Regions from separate parts of the Homo sapiens genome. Here region 1 is linked to region 2. The links are chromatin contacts, found by Hi-C or POLR2A ChIA-PET in ENCODE. All regions are on one chromosome and are shown on one strand. Each heading gives the region's core, a stretch centred on a gene start or an enhancer-like site at or near the end of the contact. The rest is flanking DNA. Distances are from core to core; before and after follow the strand shown. Region 1 overlaps TMEM53 (transmembrane protein 53). Region 2 overlaps RNF220 (ring finger protein 220).

Evidence for each region. A loop is a pair of places that touch in the nucleus more often than their neighbours do. ChIA-PET counts read pairs that join two places held with the same protein, here RNA polymerase II (POLR2A). Pooled maps may share reads with other maps.
Region 1: POLR2A ChIA-PET joins it to region 2 with 10 read pairs in endothelial cell of umbilical vein. The contact joins two enhancer-like sites. A Hi-C loop is called at or near these places in 1 of 168 maps with a recorded cell type or tissue (posterior cingulate gyrus) and 2 of 50 pooled maps. POLR2A ChIA-PET finds 5 or more read pairs at or near these places in 2 of 52 experiments (Panc1 and endothelial cell of umbilical vein).

The regions. Positions count from the first base shown.
Region 1 is chr1:44,659,020-44,661,719 of GRCh38, forward strand. It overlaps TMEM53 (transmembrane protein 53), which reads right to left. Exons shown (of 3, transcript NM_024587.4): 2 at 1,155-1,276. Among named protein-coding and RNA genes, the nearest start is that of SNORD145, 11 kb to the right of the region's middle. Within about 2 kb of position 1,357, at least 5 of the 41 ENCODE cell types and tissues checked have a DNase peak (open chromatin) inside an H3K27ac peak, as active enhancers do.
Region 2 is chr1:44,483,041-44,485,740 of GRCh38, forward strand. The region is part of intron 2 of RNF220 (ring finger protein 220); the gene reads left to right. Among named protein-coding and RNA genes, the nearest start is that of MIR5584, 61 kb to the right of the region's middle. RefSeq lists enhancers at 472-1,351, 1,352-2,230. Within about 2 kb of position 1,396, at least 11 of the 41 ENCODE cell types and tissues checked have a DNase peak (open chromatin) inside an H3K27ac peak, as active enhancers do.

The DNA.
Region 1 (2,700 bases), core at 107-2,606, 180 kb after region 2:
GAAGAAGCCAGACAAGCCGAGCCCAGTGAGCAGAACTCGCAGCTGAAACTGCCCGCAGTGAGGCTGTCTGTAAAAAGCAACACCAGAGCCCCAGCCTCGGAGGTCGGGGAGAGACTTCAAGCTCAGAACTACATTTTCCCCCAGTCTCTCTCCCATTCCAGGGCCACCACACACCTCAGTCAGGCGGGATGTGGACGTGGGTGAGTGGAGGGATGCTGAGGGAAAGGGGGCTCAGCTGGCCTTTCTCCCAGGTGCCCCCCCACTGCTCAGTCCAAGGCTTCCAGCTGGCAGTTGGAGCTGTCTGTATGGGTACCCCTGCAGGAGGCTGTTTGGGGGAGAGATCTGGGCTGAGGAGGGGAAGGTGGAGCTGGAGGCCCAAGATGTGAGAGAGGCTTCCAAAATATAACCAGGTCCTGCTAAGGCCCTCTGCAGTTACCACAGTCTCTATATCCAACCTTGGTTGGATGAGAAGAAGCGTGAATCTCTTTTCCAAGAGGCCCTACTAGTCTGGGAATGTGAAAGGTGCCATGGGCAGTCATAAGACAGAAACTCACCTGGTGGGAAAGGAGGAGGTCCTGGGAGTACAAGCTATGTCCAGACACCCAGCCCTGGCTCCTGCTGCCCGCAGAGGCACTGGCCAGTTAATAGGGACTGGAGCCTGGGCTGACTCTACAACTGTAGGGCACATCAAGGGTGGGCTGCCCATTGTGGAATGCAGGGAGGAAGGAAGGGGAAGCCATCAGGAGACCAAAGGGGTCACGCCAGGCCACAGAGCTGGCAGCCAAGTGGGGATAATCCCACCAAGTCCCTATAACCCCATGGCCTTCCTCACAGGCTTTTTTTTTTTTTTTTTTTTTTGAGACGGAATCTCACCCTGTCACCCAGGCTGGAGTGCAATGGCACAATCTCTGCTCATGCAACCTCCACCTCCTGGGCTCAAGCGATTCTCCTGCCTCAGCCTCCCAAGTAGCTGGGATTACAGGCACGTGCCACCAGGCCGGCTAATTTTTGTATTTTTAGTAGAGACAGGGTTTGACCATGTTGGCCAGGCTGGTCTCGAACTCTAGAGGCTGTTCTTAAAGCCATTCCCAGTCCTGCCTCAAAGGTGGTCAGCCCTCACGGCAGCCCAGGGGAGAGGGCACCAGAGTACTCACCCTTTTGTGGTAGATGGCACTGTACTTGGCAAGGTTCTTGTCCTTGCAGCCACCCCAGCCCAAGAGAATCACCACAGGCTGCCGAGTTTCTGCCTCCTTCCCACCTGGGCTGGGGCTGTTCTCTGAAACACAGATGTGGACTGTCAACACCAGAGCTGGGGTGGGGGCGGGGGTGACTGCCCAATCCAGAGTCAGCAGCACTCCGGCTGCTGCAGGCAGGGAACAACGGGTGCCAGGCCCAGGCATCCTGCCAGCACGCATGCACCAGTTCCCACCCCGTGCTGCTCCAGCTGCCTTTCTGCAGGAGGCACCATGGGGTCACCGGACAAACCAACACAAGGGCACCTTTCTTTAGAGACTCGAAGACAGCCCAAGTGAGGAAAGTAAATACCTTGTCCACGCCCTTTCCTCTTCTGATCCAGGGCTCAGCGAACTACAACCCCGGGGCCAAACTGAGCCCACTGCCTATTTTTGTATGGCCTGCGAGCTAAACTAATTTTCACATTTTTAAATGGTTAAAAAAAAAATCGGCTGGGCGCGGTGGCTCACGCCTGTAATCCCAGCACTTTGGGAGGCCGAGGCGGACGGATCGTGAGGTCAGGAGATTGAGACCATCCTGGCTAAGACAAAAAAATACAAAAAAAAAAAAATTAGCCGTGCGTGGTGGCAGGTGCCTGTAGTCCCAGCTACTCAGGAGGCCAAGGCAGGAGAATGGCATGAACCTGGGAGGCGGAGCTTGCCGTGAGCCGAGATTGAGCCACTGCACTCCAGCCTGGGCAACAGAGTGAGACTCTGTCTCAAAAAAAAAAAAAAAATCAAAAGAATATTTTGTGACACGTGAAAATTATATGGAATTTAAATTTCATTGTCCACAAATAAACTTTTATTGGAACATGCCACACTTATCATTTACTTAGGGTCTATGGCTACTTTTACACTAAGAACAGCAGAGTAGAGTAGTTACAACAAGATCGAGCGACTCACAAAGCCTAAAATATTGACTGGCCCTTTACAGAAAAAGTTTGCCAGCCCCTGTTCTAATTCCATGAGCAGATGGAAGAAGAGGGTCTTTTCTGAGATGGAGTCTTGCTCTGTCACCCAGGCTGGAGGGCAGTGGCACGATCTCAGCTCAGGGCAACCTCCATCTCCCGGGTTCAAGCAATTCTCCTGCCTCGGCCTACTGAGTGGCTGGGATTATAGGCACCCACCACCATGTGCAGCTTTCTTTTTCTTTTTTTTTTTTTAAGAGTAAAAAAGGGGGTTTGCCATGTTGGCCAGGCTGGTCTCGAACTCCTGACCTCAAGTGATCTGCCCACCTCAGCCTCCCGGGAACAAGAAAGTCTTAAAAGGAGAAATGGATAGGACAGTGCAGGCAGGGACATGAGGCTGACTCTGGCCCATACCAAGCCACCTACCCTGTCCTGCCAGAGAATAGCCTATATTTATTGAGGTTTAACCCTTATAACAATACTCTAAGGCAGGTCCTCTTATTACAGATGAAGAAACTGAGGCAGAGTGAGGTTAAGGTACTTGTCTAAGCAAAGTG
Region 2 (2,700 bases), core at 146-2,645:
CTGCCTTAGCCTCTGGAATAGCTAGAATTACAGGTGCACACCATCGCGCCTGGCTACTTTTTCTATGTTTTGTAGAGACAGGGTCTTGCTTTGTTGCCCAGGCTGGTCTCAAACTCCTGGGTTCAAGCCATCCTCCCGACTTAGCCTCCCAAAGCGCCAGGATTGCAGGCATGAACTACCATGCCCAGCCCAAGCATAGTATTAATACACACCTTTTAAAAGGATGAGTTCCATCCCTTTGCAGCCGGTTAGACCTGTTCTACCTTGCTCAATGTCAGAAGCCCAGCTTTTAAATACTGTTCTAGATCAGAAGGGAAACCAAATGAAAATGTGTGGAAGAACTATGTCCAGGCTCACAGCACTATTTTAGAAAGCATCTCAACAATGGAGTCAGGAAAGGGAGAAGTGCCATGCCCATATCAGAAAATATACTCATCATACTAACATGTACAGTGCTTTGTGCTCATTCATTTAGCAGATACTGAGCTAGTACCAGGTTCCAGGCCCAGAGCTAGCTAAAGGGGTATGGAGGTAAATGAGGCTCTTCTCCAGACCTTGAAGAACTCCTGAGCTAGTGGGCTAGCAGGTTACTCTGAAGAGGTGTTCAATGAAGATATGTCTGAGGAGCTATGAGAACATAGCGGTGGCAGGCTAGATAAGGGGTCAGATCAGAGAGGGCCAAAGAGTATAAGCAGTGGTGCAACTTGATCTGATTTGAGATTATGATTTATAGTTTGCTTTTGCATATTTCATTATTTTGTTTAAATCAGATGTTCATAGCCTTCCCTCTTAGGATTTTTTCTGCCTTGAGCCTTCCAAAACGTATCAGAATGCAGCTTGTCTGGTGTGTGAGAAACCCCTGAAGCTGTGAGCCCCCTTTCCAGGAGTCTGGGCTCACTGCTAGCCTTGGCCCTCCTAAGCCCCTTACCCTTGCTTTTCCTAGGCAAGCAGTGAAATGTCTCCAAAATCTGGGAATAACTGTTTCCCAGCCTTGGGCTGGTTCTCCTTCCTTCCTTGTTCTTCACAAGCTGTAGAGCCTCCTGAGGTGGGGTCGAGGCATCTCATTTTCAGGGTTTATTAGGGTAGGCTAATGACTACATCCAACAAATCCTTTTTAGAAGGCAGTCACATAGCGGTGCCTTTGGAATTCAGGTTGAGCCGTCCCCTAGGGTTCAGGATCCCCCTGCTGGATGCTGTAACTGGCATAGAAGAAAAAAAAGAGCATGAAGGGTCAAGTAGGAGACTTTTATTGGCCCAGGGGAAATGGCTTACATCACCTCCACCTACGATCCAGTGAGTGGAATTCCTATCTAACTGCGAGGGAGGCTGGGAATGCAGTCGAGCTGTGTGCCCAGGAAGAAGAGGAAGAAGTGAGCACATAGCAAACTGCCGCACAGTGGGTAGAACTGACAAAGACAGTAGACTGCTGAGCACCAGTGAGTACGAAGGCAACAGCCACAGGATCCCCCTGTGGCCGTGTCTGGAGACATAGCACGTACTTGGGGCTTTAGGTGGGAGGACTGGCAGAGGCCACTCCATGAACGAAAGGAGGCTGGGCACCAGGGGCTGAGTAAGAACTGTTTTGAACAGAATGGGAGCTGACTCACATCTGGAGGAGGGTTCTCAGGTGGGGTCCCTCGGTATTGCTGTAACTGGGTCAATCTGATTGTCTCTCTTCAACCTTTTTCAACCATGGTAAGCACGAATGCCCTAAGCCATTGACTGTAATTAATGAATTTCTCTCCTATGCATCTGGATTGTACAGTCTAGATGTACAAGTTGTACTATCCTTGGGAGAACTAAGAAAATAGTTGCTCTGACAGCCGGGCACGGTGGCTCACGCCTGTAATCCCAGCACTTCGGGAGGCCAAGGCAGGTGGATCACAAGGTCAGGAGATCGAGGCCATCCTGGCTAACACGATGAAACCCCATTTCTAGTAAAAATACAAAAAATTAGCTGGGCATGGTGGCACGTGCCTGTAGTCCCAGCTACTTGGGAGGCTGAGAATCACTTGAACCCGGGAGGCGGAGGTTACAGTGAGCTGAGATCGTGCCACTGCACTCTAGCCTGGGCAACAGATCGAGACTCCATCAAAAAACAAAGAAAAGAAAAGAGTTGCTTAGGTAATTGTTCTGTCTTTGTGGCTCAGTTGAGGAACCCTGGCTGAGAAACCCCTGCCTGAAGAGATGCAAACAGCATTTTATATTTGAGGCAAATGCTCTAGACTATTCTCTCCCTCCCCCCAATCTCCTGCGCCCTGAAAGGAAACAAACTGATGTCATGAGAAATTCCTTTCTAATAACAAAAACAAATGGGAGGTCTCCCGGGATTGTTCCTATGGAGAGACAGTGGTTGTGTAAGAATGAGAAAACAGTGACTCCTGCTCAGGGTTCTGGTTAAGTAGCAGGTAGAATTTTTCCAACATCATTTTGAATCAAGAGAGGCACCGAAATCACTGTAGTAAAATCTTCGAGTGGGAAAAATATAAAGAAAACAAAATCCAACTAAGGCCGTTTTTCCCCAGGAAAGGCATTAGTCAGGCAGCCGCTGGAGCCAGCCACCTCTCAAGAGCCTGTTTTTCAGTGTCACTGCGGTGACTCTCCATGCTCTGGGTTTTAATTCTAGCCTCTAATCTCAGTCGCTTCTGTGATAAATTAATTGTAATAATAGAGGCCCCAGTTACGAGGTCTGCACCGTTT